Linked DNA regions of Homo sapiens: region 2 is linked to region 1. A link is a loop called in an ENCODE intact Hi-C map of the cell type or tissue named here. Cell type or tissue: MCF 10A. All regions are shown on one strand.

Evidence for each region. Peaks named below come from ENCODE experiments on the same cell type or tissue, not always from the same donor. Only the 100,000 strongest peaks of a DNase experiment are listed, where the experiment ranks them.
Region 2: a loop joins it to region 1, with 3 times the contacts of the local background. A loop is called at or near these places in 2 of 110 quality-filtered maps.

What each region holds. Positions count from the first base shown.
Region 1 is chr2:207,307,796-207,315,795 of GRCh38, reverse strand. No RefSeq gene overlaps it. Among named protein-coding and RNA genes, the nearest start is that of MIR1302-4, 42 kb to the right of the region's middle. RefSeq lists an enhancer at 4,691-5,440. In MCF 10A, a CTCF peak has its summit at 4,416; a DNase peak (open chromatin) is centred at 4,145.
Region 2 is chr2:207,235,112-207,243,111 of GRCh38, reverse strand. MYOSLID-AS1 (MYOSLID antisense RNA 1) reads left to right here. Exons shown (of 4, transcript NR_110283.1): 2 at 2,774-2,835; 3 at 5,181-5,292. MYOSLID (myocardin-induced smooth muscle lncRNA, inducer of differentiation) reads right to left here and starts at 3,301. Exons shown (of 3, transcript NR_146555.1): 1 at 3,026-3,301; 2 at 2,813-2,911. In MCF 10A, no CTCF peak of the experiment used is centred here; DNase peaks (open chromatin) are centred at 2,841 and 3,661.

The sequences.
Region 1 (8,000 bases):
CAGTGTTTCTAGTCACTTTTAATCTAGAATAGACCCCACCCTCTCTCTCTTTTTTTTTTTCTCACAACATTGTGTTTTTTGAGAGACTAGGCCAGCTATTTTGTAGAACATCCCACATTCTAGATGTTTCTTGTTTTATTGGGTCATAGCATTTTTCTTTATCCCTTAGGCTTGGTCCAATTTGGGTTGAACATCCTTCAAAAGTGATGCTGTACACTCATATTGCATCACATTAGGAGGTATATAATGTTAGAATGCTCTACTATTAATGATGCTGATTTTTAATTTGTTTAATTTCAGTATTTCCATAAAAAAAGTTAGTATTTTGGATAGTAGAGAGCTATTTTGTACTAAAATTAAGGTGATTTGCAGTGTGCAAAATAGTTACAGGCAACAGTTTGCAGGAATAGTCTAAAATGATGACTCATTATTCATTATTCTACCATTGAGGGGAGAGACACAGCTGAATGTTAAAGGGACTTAAGAAATAGTTAAGGTCAGATTACCTCTCCCCAGGAGGATAAGATGATTCCCATGTGGCCCAGATCCTGGTAGGTACTTTGAGAACACAGGTTTCAGGCCTGGGTGACGGTGTGTAAAAGGCTTAAGATGGTGTCGGTGAAGTTCAGCCACCAGCCCCCACTGCTTCTTCCCTAAATTTTAGGAAACCCTCCAGGCTATTAGGCAAATAGTTATACAGCTCAAGTGGAAATTCTAGCCCTACTGCTTGTGCTGCTTTTATTTCAAGTGCAACGACTACACATTTATCTATTTGATTTAAAAAATTGGTCCCTGCTTTAAAAAGCCTCTGGGCACAGGAACAGTAAAATTATTCAATAAAATACTTAAATCAATTGATACCACCATGTTTAAAAACACAGTCTATCACCAAGGGACAGAAAATGCCATGCCTAGTGTGAGATTCTTTTTGGCTACACAAATTTTAAAAGGCAGGTTTTACACTGGATTTTAAACATATGTAAGCCTGGGTCTGGTTGAACTAGTGAAGACAGATGGCATGATTGAAGAGACACCCTTCTCCTGATTTGGGTGGGCAGGTGGGTGGCTAGCAGCACTGTTGAAATTATCATCCAGGCTAACCTGCATCCCTTGTTCACTGTGCGCTAGGCACTCTTACTAGGCTAAAAGACTTATAATACCGACGTCATTTAATTATCACAACAAACCTGTGAGGTAGGTATGACTGTTATCCCCATTTTACAGGAGAAAAAAACCAAGGCACAAACAGAGGCACAAAAAGGTCAAGCCAACTGTCTAATGTCACACTAGCTGGTTTATGATAAACCTGGGATTTGAACCCACGCACTTTGGTTCTAGAGCCTGTGCTTTTGCTTTTAATTTTTGCATTTCCATTCTAAACTGACTACAGTCATTCATTTGGTAACATATTTAATGAATTATATACATGATATGTTTATGTTTGTGTATGTATCTTACTATGTGCCTGGCATTTTATTCAGCTGAGCTCTGGAATGCAATCAAAGTCCAGAACACATGTGGCTCCTCAGTTCAGGCTGAACCCAATTCCAGTTGACCCCAATTCAGGTTGACCCCTAATTGTATGGGTCTTGGATTTGTAGATAAACCTGATGAAGGGGCCACATGTCAACAAGTTATGTAATTGCTGACAGAGGCATTTCAGGCTGGGAAATCTTTTCATTCTTTCCATTACATGGGTTCTGTGCTATTAACATTTAATGACATGTTGGAGGTGCGTTAAAATTTATCACTGTGTAGACGATACAAGAATGGCCCCAAGGAAGCTGATGTTATAAAAGCAGACTGATGGAGGGAGAATCAAAAGATAAGGAGGTAACTTGAAAAGTATCTTCCATATGGATTGCTCATATTAGCTGCATTCTCTCAAGGATAGAAACTAAATACAGCAAGCAAAAAACCCCACTTTAACAGAATCCATTTAGAGATCCTATTTTGGATATAAGGATTTTTTATGAGGAGATGAAGTGGCTTGTTTCAGAGAGGTACTGTTTCAACAGTAACAGTGGAAACAAGGAAGGCTTCATTTGTGCAGTCTAGTTGAAAGCTCATCAAACTTATACAAGTGCAGAGACTATGAGATGGAAAGACAGTTGCATTTCAAAGAAGACCAATAAAACAACATCACTTTTCATTGTTTGCAGCTTTATAGTTTCTAAACCACTTTCTCATGCTGTATCAAATCTATCTCGCATGCATCCTCTCTTCCTCGTGGGATTCTCTCATCTGCCTGAGAGTCTCTCATCCTTCCCTGTCCCCTGCTTGCGCTGAAGTTGCTTGTTCTGAAGTAGCTGTCACTTTTGAAGCCAAAGGGTTTTGGGTGGGGCTGCAGGGTTTCACCACTCATGGTCAATCTGGAGACTCTGTCTCTTCCAGACACTCCCAGGCTTGGGTGAAATGTCATACTAAAGGACAGAGGAGTTGATTTCAGGGGAGACTGGGGAGACATGGGTAAAGATAAGGCAATATGGAAGCGTGGGGCGGTAAAATCTCCAATGGGTGAATATTGACCAATGTTCTGTTCTCTCTTGATACATTGCTTCAGGGTAGAGTTTCTCCATGTAAGATGTCCTGTGTGGTCCAATGGATGCTCTTGTCAAGTGACCAATGTGTCCCTTTGTGGCTTCACACGAAGCAGTAGTCAATGTAGGAGCCCACCCGTGTTTTATTTCTTCTCATTCTTTCTGTTTTTTTTTCTTTCCCTTTTCCCTCATTCCCAATGCCTAGGGATTGTACCTCCTACTTAAAGCACCAGCACTTGATCCCTGCCTCAGGCTCTGTTTTCTAGGAAATTGAGTCTATACATATTTTATTTCAAACTCTTGCCAACATTTTGACTCAGGCAGGTATTTTTGTTGTTGTTGTTATTGATCATATTTTAGAGATGAAAAAGCTAAGGCCCAGAGAGTTTAAGCGACTAGCCCAAGACTACATTCATTCATTCATTACTTCATTTATTTAGCAGACATTTTTCAAACACTGTCTGTGTGCCAGGCACTGTTCTATGTGCTGGTGGTGACTAAGAGAGACAAGGTTATGCCTTCATGAAACTTAAATATGAATTGGTGGAGACAGATGGTACATAAGTAAATACATCAATCAACAAATTAGGGCAGTGGTAAATTATATTATTCTATTCTATACAACAGGGTTTTGTGTTAGAAAGTGGAGGGAAGGCAAGGAGAGCTAATTTATAATGTGATCAGGACAAGCATTTCTGAAGAGGTGACACATGAGCTGACGCCAGGGCTAGGTTAGAACTTCTAGAGGCTCTAAAAACTCATAGTTCCCCATCCCTGCTTGTGTATTGTAATTCGAATAGAAACAGTACCATGTTGTGTAATGAAGTCCAACATAGAAGGTGCCTGGTAAATATCTGCTAAATGAATGAATTAATGAACAAATGACAGATTCTTATTTTCCCCATGATGACTACTTGGATTTTAAAAATATATATCAAATTTCAAATTCTCCTCCCAACCCCCCAAAAAAACCTTTTTCTGGGAGAGTGTTCCCTATTGAGTAATGCAGTATTTGTTAAGGGTGAAATGATTAGCAGACTACAGACACTTTTAGGACATTGTAGGCAGAGGGAACAGCATGTACAAAGACAATGAAGTATGAACCAGCCTGAGTGACTTAAAGGAACAGAAAGATAGGCTGATGTGTCTGGGGAGTAGCAAGTGAGAGGGAGAGAGGTGTGAGATGGGGTAAGAGAGATGGCAAAAGCCAGATGATACAATCTTGAATTCCATGATGAGGGGTTAGGATTTTATTTTAAGGGCAATAGGGAGCCATAGGAAGATTTTTAGCAGGTGAGCGACATGATGAAAGTGATTGCTAAGTGGTAATTCTAAGTCTAGAACTCAAACCTCTGACTCCTGGACCTAAGTATTTCTATACTAAGCAGGTGTCAGAATTGGAACCAGGGGCTAAAGTCTGAGGCTCCCACTCCTGTGATAGAGTGAAGCCTAGCTTCATAGTCGTGTCTTGTAATATGAGGCCTTCAGATGACGCAACAATATGTCTCCAACTGTACCCTGTTTCCTGGCAATAGATAGTATGAGACAGACTCATGAAAGCACATCTGCTCAATTGGGCCTGTGTTGTTCCATCTATAGACTGGGACTGATGTAACCTCTCACCCATATAGGGAGGTGGTGGAGTGGTGACTCACAGGTCATCAGGACAGGAAGCATGTGATGTTGGGACTGCTGAGAATCACCAGTGGTTCTCATCAGTCTGAATACTCCAGTCGTCAGAACAGCAACATCTATCCTGTCATTAAAGAAGTGAACATTATGGAGAAAGTGCTTCATCCAGTGTAAGAGGGCTATGTGGTTATGTGCAGTAACAAGGGAAAGGCCAGCAGGAGTCTCATGGTTTTAAACATCATCCAGAAAAATGGCAGGGAAAGACTGGTAACCACCATCTGATGAGTAAAGTTTTATTCTGTTACTGTTTGTTGCTTTTGCCTGAAAAGGATGGAGGATTTTCTTAAATGGGACACCTTTGCGAAGAATTCTGAGATTCTCAATAAATGGGCACGTCAGTGCATATGTCGGGGGTCACTATTCTGAGGAGGATTCAGGACTTATCCATAGGCTTGAAGCTTTTCTCTCCCTTTCCCTCCCAACTTCCATTTTCTTAAAAGAGAACTCCAGTCTGGAGACACAAGCTCCTGTTTTCTCAGCGATGCCTCTCTCCAGGGAGGAGAGTGGGACCAGGCAGTTCTTGAGGCCTTTGGTAATTCATGCACCTTGTGCTTTTGCACCGTAAGTGCACGAATTCCCAACACTGACACAGCCATCCCCTTAACTCCCTAGCCTGTACCCCAGAGCAGCTGTGCTTTCTTCTGGCTCTGCAGATATCAATTCCTAAATAGGATGCCTTGAGGACATCAGAGAGACTGCCCCCTCCAGCTGATCACTTATGTGACATTTTGATGTTATTAATGTGTGTTCATCTGCTCCCTTCCTTCTCCCAAAAGGAGACAGGGAGAGAAACATTATTGAATAGAAATGCGGGGACCCACGGAGTGAGCATGCAGGAGGGGGAAGGGAGAGAGGAAATTTAAACTGGAGAGAGGTTGATGGAGCTGAGGGACGTGGAGAGGACTCCAAGGGGAGTGGGTAAACGACAGTTTGTGCATCACAAATCACACCTTCTCTCGAGTCCAACTGTTTCACCATCCTGCCCCCACCAGCCCGGCGCCTCTTAGCAATTCCCCGGCTGTCAGCTCTCTACCTGCTTGGCTCTGGCTGCTCTGCTCAGAGCTGCTCCCCTGGGCCTCCCTGGCTTGTCAGTGGGCTGCGTCAGCATCACGCCACACTGTCTCCCGTTGGCCCGGTGATCAACGCCTGACGGGCCGGCCCTCTCTCCCCTCTCAGCTGGGGCCAATGGGAGTCAGGGGAAGGTTTTGGTTACAAACGAAAATAAAATAAATAAGTCATACTCCTGCACTCAGGAGTCTGGGAAGAACGTCTTCATGGCCTCATAAATAATCTTTCCTTTTAAATCTGTCCTTCTTCTTCTAGATGTGCCTCCCACCCGCCCTCCACCCCGGCCCCCTTGGGCTGCCCCTTACAGTGCAGGGAATACAAAATGAGAGGCTTAGATTTAGACTTGGTGTTGGTAATAGCACCTCCCACAAAGGCATTTGTACCGTGTGTGTGTGTGTGTGTGTGTGTGTGTGTGTGTGTGTGTGTGTGCGCGCGCGCGCGCACGCAGGAGCACATGCACAGAAGCCAGCAAGATAGAATTCATGACAGTGTTATACTGATCCCACCCTGACTCATGGTCTTCTGACTTTTGCAACAAGTCACCCAGCCCCCTCCCAGGTTACCCCTCGACCCTGTCTTCCTACCCCAAAGCTCTCAGTTTATTTATTTCTTCCCATTACAGGGAAGCTTAAATGTGGGGATTAAATGGACTACCCTATTTTAAGATGCCTAGAAGTTTTTCTTAAAATCCATATCTATATCTCTCTTTATTGGACATTTAATTAAAGTTCATTCACTTTGAATCTTCTGCTTAAGACATTGTCCTCTTTTTCAAAACATATACCTTAAGGTAGGGGGTGTTATTAATCTCGTACCTTGAATGTGAATAAAAGTGCTTGAAAATTGGACCTCAGAGGGTCAGGAGAGATGGCCAGAACTCCTGAAGACCCCGTGGTTGTGGGGAGGAGGGGTGCATGCTAGAGAAAGTCTAGGGGGCTTTGCTGGATTGCCTAGGGTTGCCCAGGAGCTTTCCTAAGCATGATTCATCTTGGTCATCAGGCGGGTGTCCTCTGAGCAGATGCCGTGGTGGCATGAGGAGACAACCATGGGCACAGGGGCCAAAGAGTTAGAGGGGAGCTGGGGAGGAGAAGCATTGAGAAATTAATGCTCAGTGCACGAGAGGCCCCCAAAGTGGTCAGTTTTTTCTTGAAAAGTCTTCATTTTAGACCAGGGTGGGCAACCTTCCTTGGCCACTCCTCCCACACTCCCTTCCTTGCCTCACTCCAATGCACACTGCATGAAGAGAGTGGGAGTTTGCCCTCTATTGACTGCGTCCAGAGAGGGTCATCTGACCAGTCTTCTGGTCTGTTAAGGGGTCCAGGTGCCTGGTGTGCTACGTGAGGTTAAGAAGAAAGAAGAGAATGTGAAAAGATTAGATTTTTGGAAATGTTGCCCAACTTCTGCCAGATGGGAACATTGAAGGCACTACATGGCCATGGGCTTTCCTCTGAGAAATGCCAAGATGGAGCCATGTTGGTTCAGAAGGACAGACAGGCAAGATATCTGCTGCCATTTAATCATTATCTAGGAAGATTTCACAGTGTTCAGAGCCACACACATTTTTATCTCTTTGATCTCTTTCTAACTGCTTCCTCTGCATGGTTGCCATGCTGAGGCAGTGGTGAAGTTTTTATAGACTGTACTTTTGGTGGGTGGAGTAGCTTCCAGATTGGGTTGTGGTACAAGATGCAGAAGACTTCATCGCAGAGCCTCTGCATAGAGGTGGATTTGCCATGAGGCTAGTGCATTTTAAGCTTCAGGGCCTTTCACTTCCATGGGCTCTGTCCATGGCTCTGAAGCTGGCCAAAGAATAATCACACTTGAGGATACATTTTGCCCTTGGGAGGAAAGACTCCAGGAAGAGATCTAGGTAGGCTCTGTTTCACCAATAAATTCCAGGGTCCTGTGTACTTGGAGTGAGATCAAGAAGTAGGGGGCATGGGTTTTGAGCAGACATGTCTCCTAGCCCTGCAGATTTCTTGCCCTGTGCAGAGAGACACCAAGGGCAGAGGAGCAGAATGTATTCCTGTGAAGTACAGGTTCCCTCTTGCCTGGATGGTTCTGATGGTATCCCGATACGATGTCTGAGATTAGGAGTATGTGGGTATACAGGGAATAACAATATTTCAAATAGAGCCAGAAGTTAGCTTTTGGAAAATTATTCCACATCTTACACTTCATATGTATAAAAGAAATTTGATAAGTTCCCCAAGATTTGACAACTATCCTAATAGTTTACATGAGAATGACTTCTGGAACTAAAAAAAATAAAAAATTTTTTCTAAACCGTCAATAATAGAAGGTGAATTTTGGTCAATGATGCTAGAGGAAAGACTGAATTGCTTTTGAGTTTTTCCTATAGGAAAGAATTTACAAAATCCTTGTCATGTGAAGAAGTTACTAAAGAGCATGCAGCAAAGATTGTAGAGGAACAAGTATTATAGGCATGTGAGGATGTTAATTAATAAAAACATTACTTTTTTGGTATTTGTGATGTATTTGATATTTTCCCACCTTATTATTTTATATTTAGAGACAGTGTCTTGCTCTTTTGCACAGGTTGGAGTGCAGTGGTGCCATCATAGCTCACTGCAGCCTCAAACTCCTGGGCTCAAGTGATCTTCCTGCCTCAGCCTCCTGAGTAGCTGGGACTACAGGTGCAAGCCACCATGCCCAACTCATGTCCATTTAAAAAATTAA
Region 2 (8,000 bases), 73 kb after region 1:
AATATCCTAGGTGATGGGATACAGCATGAACAAGACAGACACCATCTTTGCCCTCAGGGAGCTTATGGTTTCCAGAGAATTTAGATATTGATGAACCTGATGGGTCATTATATTTCTGGGCCTGCAGAGAGAGTCATGGAGTTTGGGGAATAACTGAACCAATGGGAACAAGGATTAAGTAGGGGCAGGGGTTGGTATTAACTAATCCCAGCTATCTAGAGTAGAGGCCTGTAGGACAGAGAGTCCAGATAATAACTTTACAATCCACTTTAGGTTCTGTGATTCATTATTGCCCTAAGGAAGGCACAATGCATTTGAATGTTTGCCAGATTCAATGCAACAAAGTCCTTGTCCCCTATATGTGCCAGGAGCATTTAGCACAATGGACCACGGCCGTCTTCTTGCCCATTCTCCTCTCTTGGTCTTGGAGACCTCCACATCTGTCTCTCACGTTACTGGCAGTTTCTTCTTCATCTCCTTTGCTGGCTCATTCTCAACTGCCCGACCCATAAATGTTGGAATGTCCAGGTCTTTGTCCTGGGCTCTTGTCACTCCTAATTGCTGTCCTCCAGTGACCTCATCCAGTCTAAGATTTATGCCAGTGACATCCAACCTGTTCCTCCAGTGCTGACCCCTTCCCAAAACACCAGGCCTGCCCCTTGTCCTAACAGGCACCACAGACTTGAATGTCCAGCCCCTAAACCTGCTCCTCTATGAGTTTCTTGCATTTCAGTTCATTCGGTTACTGGACCAAGATCTAGGGGTTATCCTGATTCCTCTCTCTCCTTTGACTCCCACATCCAATTCATCCCAAGTCCTGTCACTTCTTCCTCCAAAACACATTTGATCTCTTAATCTCCATTGCTGTAAACCTGGCTCAGTCTGCATTATCCTAACTGATTCAGTTCCTCCATGTCTTCCCCTTAATAACCACTCTGTGCCCATCAGCCAGAGGAATCCATTTAAACATTAATCAGATATGTTACTCTCCTATTTTAAAAGTGATAATAGCTTGCTCAGTGCATTTAGCATAAAGTCCAAATTCTTTACGTTGGCTTAAACGCCCTACCTGTTCTCTCCATTCCCTCCCCACATACCCTTTCTCACTGTGCTTTAGGCACAGTCTTCTTTCTGTTTTTTCAGACACCATAGTCCAACCTTGAGGCCTGGGCATTTGCAATTCCCTCTGCTTGGAGTGCTCTTCTCCAATTTTTACATGGCCCACTCTACACTGACATTCAGATCTGTCTAAATGTTTCTTCAGTGTGGCTTCCCTGGACACCAGACCAGTAATGCACGGTTATTCTTTATCATATAATCTTTTAAATGGTCTGTATGTTGCTTACTAATGCTGATATTGTTGTTATTTACATGCTCATTTATTTATTTGTGGTTTGTCTTCATCCTTTAGAATGTAAACTCTAGGAGGGCAGAGATATTGTATCCACAGAGCCTGGAACAATCCTGGTTATATATATGGCAGGAATCCAGTCAATCTGTGAAATAAAGTATCTGAATGCCCAACGGCTAGTATTACACCAACCTGTCATGAGTAAGTGTATCAGTCAGGTATTGCTGTGTAGCAAGTCACCCCAAAACTCAGTAACTGAAAACAACAGGCATTTATTATTGCTCACCAGCCTGTTGACTTGTGCCAGGTTTGAGTGATTTTGGCTTGACTTGCTCGTGCATCTGTGGTCAGCTGGCAGGATGGCTGAGGGCTGCTTGGTCTAGGAAGACTTTACTCATATGTCAGGCAGCTGTTTGACAAACAGTGATGGTGACAGGATGACTGGGCCGTATGTCTCTGTCATCCAGTAGTGTGAGCTTGTTTGCAGGGTAATCATGGGGTCTGAGAGAGAGAGGGAAGAAGTGCCCAAAACCTGTTGAGGCTGAGGCTCAGAACTGGCACATCATCGCTTATACCACATTCTGTTGGTCAAAGTGAGTTCCGAGGCAGGCTTAGATGTAAGGGATGGAGAAATAGACTCCACTTATTGATGGGTGCAAATGCAAAGTCACATTGCAAAGGTGTGGCCTCAGGCAGGGGCAAAGGGCTGAGGGTATTTTTGCAATTAATCAACCATATTAAGGATGGCAATAAAAGTGGTGACTTTTCATTGCCACATTCTCCCTCCCAGACCAAGGCATAAAGGGCATGTACAGGCTCAGAAGTACCTTTTCCTCCACAGGAAAAGGGCTGGCCACAAGATACAGTGTGTTCTTGGTTGCACAGCTGTGGTGACTGGGGAATCGGGGGACCTGGTCCCTGCATGCACCACTGCTGGAGAACTGTGTGGACTCATTTGTGGCCAATGAAAGCCACAGAATCCCCAGTCCTTCCTGATACTCACTCAGTCACAAGGAGCCAGCACATAACTGAACATATGTATGTGTGTGTGCATGGTGGGGCCTAACACAGGTGCTAATACCCCTGTTGAACACCCCCCAGAGAAGGCAGCAAACACCAGGCCTTCTTTTAGCACCAGATGGCTCCCATTTTGCAAGTATCTGGTAGAAAACAAGGATAAATCAAAGTCCCAAAGTTCTCTCCCTTCCTCTCTCCCTCCTCCCAACCTCTCTGTCTCTCTCTTAGAATTGGGGTCTCACTCTATTGTCCAGGCTGGAGTGCAGTGGCACTATCACAGCTCACTGCAAACTCAATCTCCCCCGGGCTCAAGTGATCCTTCCACCTCAGCCTCCCGAGTAGCTGGGACTACGGGTGTGTGCCACTGTACTCAGTTAATTTTTTATCTGTCTCCTCTTTGAATAGAGCTCAAGTGATTCAGAATGAAAAGACCTTGGCACAGACCTGTTAAGGAAGCTCCATATAAGGTGAAGAAAACAACATGCTCAGCCATGTCCTTGCCTTCTGCACACGGTAGTGCATTCACTGCCTGAGAATTCAAGGCTAAAACAAAAAGAGGAGCTTTTGTTCCAACAGATAAGTACTTACCTTTTTCAAAAAATGCATAAGCTGTCCTGGGTGTTTAGCAGTTATTCGCACAGCTTTCCAAAGACTCACAGCATTTAAAAGCTAACTCTACAGAGATTCAACAGCTTCTTCCAGATCCCACCACAGTGGAAAAGAACTCCGGTGTCCTGGCTCCCTGTCCAGCTCTTCTCTCTCCCCTTCCAGCTGCCAGTTCAGCTTTAAGAAGTTCATTCTCCACATTCAGATGCAGGCAAATGCGTTTGACTTGAGCATATTGATTTCAGGCAGGTGAGAGTGGATGTAGCGATTCAGCTTGACAAATATTTAGATCAGTTAAGTGTCCTTTATAAAGAAGCACTTGAACTCAGTGTTTCCTTTACCCGACCATTTCACTCCACAAGCTACCTCCCCAGCATAAAATATTCAAATTATTTCTAAATTTCATCTACTGAAAAAATACTTCTAGGCCCTATAGCTACATGATATCTCCACTGGGAGCCCTGTCCTTTCCATGCCCTGGGAAAACCCGATCTAAAGCAGATTTAAATGACTCAGCAGTAGGACTCAGGTCTCTGTCTCTGCCTGCTTACTTGGGGAGTGCTCCAGCCTTAGGGGCTCTCTTGCACTCCAACATAGGAAAGAAATTATCGATGGCTCCATTCCCCAGCATTTGAGACTTTTCTTCCCACAGACACATTCCTGAGGACACCAGTCATGGGTAAAGAACTCCACTGGGGTCAGCGTTGGATCCCACTAGGCAGTTTAGGACTTGTAAGTAGAGTAGTGTGGACTTGGTGTTCCCAGAGCCTCTCACTCATGATTCATGGCTCTCCACCCCAAGCATCGGAACTTGCCCAACTTCACCACAGAAGGAAACAGACTGTAAGCTTGGAGGGCCAGGGAGGAAACCGGAGGCATGTGTGGGAGGATTAGAAACATGAAAAGATATTTACAGTAAGGTTCGCTTGTCATCCTCTTGAACTGGGGGTGCATAGAGTACAATAAGACCCCATGTGAGTATGTTAGATGATAAGGCTCAGGTTGGATGGGTGTGTAGAGTAAAGGCTTTGCATCACCTTTGCCAGGGTGAGGGAAGGCTATGGATAGCACAGGGGACCTTGATGATCGGGTGAGGGAGCCCATGTGGACATAGTGGTCACCAGCTACTTCCTAGTTCTCTACATGGGAGAAAGAGCCCTTCTCTGTAATCATGGAAGCTCAAGTTCTTGGTGGTTCAGAGGTTAGAGACCTCTGATTACTAGGACAGAGCAGAATAGCAGGGCTGGTCCTGGTAGATCAGACATCTCATGACATCCTTTAAAAGGGACTAGAATATTCAGAACTCCGGTGTAACTAAATGATCCTCAAGCTTTACCAGCAGGTGAGCAAGGTCCCATTGTATTTGGTACTCACATCCCCACCAATTCTGTAAAAGTTTGCCAACTTTCCCCTCCATCCCCTGCACCCTTTCACCAAAAGATATGCCTAAGAGTTCCCAAGAGACGTCTAACATAGGCCTGCATGTCAGCCCAGTCTTCTGGGCTGAGCTGCTGCACTGTTGCTGGCCTTGATGGCTGAACCTGATCTCTGTTGTGGCACCCACCACTCTTTCTCAAGCCTTGACACCTTGGCAGGCTTTGGCAAAAAGAGGAGAGCTGTTCTTCCTCGGCATTATGTTCACTTAGCAGGGTCCCACAGCAGGATTGCTTGGACCCCAGAGTATTGTAGGGCTTAATAAGACCAGCCCTTTCATCTCACACGCTCTATCCTTTCTCTCACTGGTGCACCCACGTCAGGTGTCTTGAGTGGGGAGTGCTCGAATATCTGCCACCAGCTTGAGTCAGAACCTCGACTTCCCTCAGCTTTTCAGGGTCTGTTACTGAGTCTGGTCCACACTCCAGGGTCTTTTCCTCACGGTCTGGGTCTGGTCTTTTTCAGGTGCCTACCTTTCCTCCCTGCAAACTGCCTTGAGTTGCCTCCCCTTCTCCCTTCCTTCCTGGTCTGTCAGAGACATCTTGTCTGGGTGCATATTTGAACCCCATCAGTAGACAGAAAACATGTATTTCCTTGAAGGCCCCTCAGACCCCAGGTACAAACATTGAAGTAAATAACAGCAGGGATGGGGGTTCTGCCTCGCTTCACCTGCCAGCCACGTGCAGACCTTGTTTCAGTCCAACTGAGACTTTAGCAAGTGCTTCATTCTGGTTTGTGAATGGCTTCCCAGTGTCTGTCACTGTGTTCACAGGGCCACCGGGGTTGGCTGAGTCAGAATACCAGCCATGTGGCATGTCGCATGGGGCAAGAGCTGTGCTGCCCATGGGAGTCCAGAGAAGGAGCACACTAAGGACCAACACCAGGTAGGCCTTGCCCAAACAGGACTCTAAAGAAGTTGGCCAAAAGAGGGTTGCAGATCTAGTAGTTTAGAAGTGGTGCCAAGATAAGGTCAGATTCCTTATCTTGAGCCACCTTGAGGGTGGCTGTCCTGACCACCTGCAATTGTTCACTACTCACCTGTATAGGCCAGATTGTGTCTGCCAGGCGGATGGACCAGGCTGGTTTGAAGGACCAGGGCAGATTACATGCCCCAGACAGGTGTTATACAGTGGTTAAAGCTCCTCCTTGTGTTTAAAGGATTATTTACAAAATGTAAAAAGACCCAAAGACTTTCATTCCTTTGTAATGTTGGGATTAAAATCTCAACTAACAGTAGTCTAACTGGATTGGAAATGGGGGATTTCCTATGGAAATTTCATTCTTTTGAATTCCAGCTGCATACACAGTAGATTTTTTCCCCCTATAAATGAAAGTGTATGGCAATCTGGGTATTCTCTTATTCAAGTAAAGATAGTAGTAAACTAAATATTTTTTAGTGAGAGGATTGCTTTATATTCTGCTTTTTCTGCTGTTGTTCACTAGGGCTTCTAATACAAATGTAGTATCACCCTCAATCAGCTCTTCTTATAATACCTGTTGTGTATGATGATGTGGATGCTTAGGGGAACAGGATAGGGGATCTCTTGTATTTCAGGGGATGCAGGCATGAGTGGATGGCCCAAGGTCAAATAATGAACTGAAGTTCATTATCTCTGTTTCCAGCTCTGCAGATGAGCAATATCATCACAACTAACCAATTGATCAATTATTCATTCAGTCATTTAATGAGAAGCTACTGTGTACCCATCCTTTCCTTGGCCTTCTGGACAGTTAGACATGGTGCCTGTCTTCAGATTGCTCACACACCAGTTGGAGACACAAAAGTTACATGCAGTAAGCAACAATCCCTAAATGCTCAACAGCTCACCAAGCCTGAATAGAGAGGAAGAGACCTTGGTGTGGCCTGGAAGGAAAGAGCAGCTTTGGGAAGGAGTGGCATAAAAGAGAGAACTTAATTCAGCAGTTTTTCTTCCTCTATGCCCAGATGGTATTACATGTGTTACTGGCCAGTGTTGGGTAACAGTGGCACTGATGTGGTCACTAAGGGGCCCTTGGTACCAGGGCTGGGACAAGGGTGGGGAAAGCAAGACATCTAGGCCCTTCAAGAATGAGCACCTCCCTAAATGATGTGCGTAGGTTGTCCCTCCCTGGCCTCTACCTAGTCCCAGTATGCTTTCTCTGCCTCTCTCTATTTCATTCTCTAGCTCCACCTTCTTTTTATTAGTGTTATTTTTTCTCCCTCCTGGTTGTTTTTCTCCATTCTTTCTCTTCTTTTTTTTTTTTCTTTTCCTTTTTACTAGTCTACTTCTAATACTCTTCCAGTGCCCCTCCGTAATCCATTCCAGAAGTTGCTGTATTCTTATGTAGACTGGTGCTAGAGGTCATGGGGTGGATGTAAACAATGTCTGCAACCTGCCTTAGCATTGTTATTTTTAATCCTGTGATAACAATAGTACTGACACATATTACAAGTCATGTCTTTGGATCTAGTTTCTGAGAAAGCCCAAGTTCTTTTTATGAAAGAACACCCATGTAAAGGAATGAGATGATCTAAGTTACATGAAGAAATTAACTGCAACAAAATGATATTAATACATTTGATATTCTTGGTCAACTAATGCTTCTAAACATCTTCCCTTCAGAGCATAAGCTCCTTTCTCATCTTATTCTCCACAGACTCCTCTCCATTGGATCTCTAGCACCTAGAATAGAGCTGGGTACACATGATGAGGTGCTTAATACGTATTTGTCAAATTGAATGTCAAGTTTTAGGAGTTTAAAGAGTGTTTTCAAATGGGGAGAAGCCGAGACACAAATAGTCTCAGGAATGAGATGAAATTATTTAACCAATTGGAGATGAAATTCGAAATGGAAACTATGACATGACTCAACATCCTCAAGCCCTGAAGTAATAATTAGCACATAAAGTTGGTCTGTTATGGACTTTGTGTTGTGCTCCCTGCAAAATTGGTATGTTGAAATCCTAACCCCCAATGTGATGGCATTGGGAGGTGGAGCCTTTGGGAGGTCATTAGGTCGCAAGGTTGGGGACTCATGAATGGGATTAGTGCCCTCATATGAAGGATCAGGAGAGAGCTTGCTTTTTCCTTTTTCTGTTCTCTACTTTGTGAGGATACAGAGAGAAGACAGCTGTCTGCAAACCAGAAAGAGAGTCCTCACTGCACTTCATATCTGCCAATGGATCCTTGCTCTTGAACCTCCCAACCTGCAGAATCATGAGAAACAAACATTGTGTAAGCCACCCACTCTACAGTAATTTGTTCTAGCAGACCGAGCTGACTGAGGTATGGTCTCATCACGTAACCACTTTTAACCTTAGTCTTTCTATCTGTAAAGTAAGTGGGTTAGAGAAATCATTCTAGAAGATGTTTCTGCTTTAAAACAAATTCTTCTATTTCCTTTCCAATGTGAAGTTTGGGTGGTCCCATTGTAAATGACTCCATTTGATTTTGGTTTTGAATTTATTGTCTTTCTTCCCACTTTCATCTCAGGTACTTAGTGCCGGTATGTGCTTTTGATCACAGCCTCAGAAAATAGAACAGTGTGTGGCATTGGGAGGTGGGGCCTTTGCTTAGGAGCTTTGAAAACAGAAGTAATTTTCTTGTCTGCA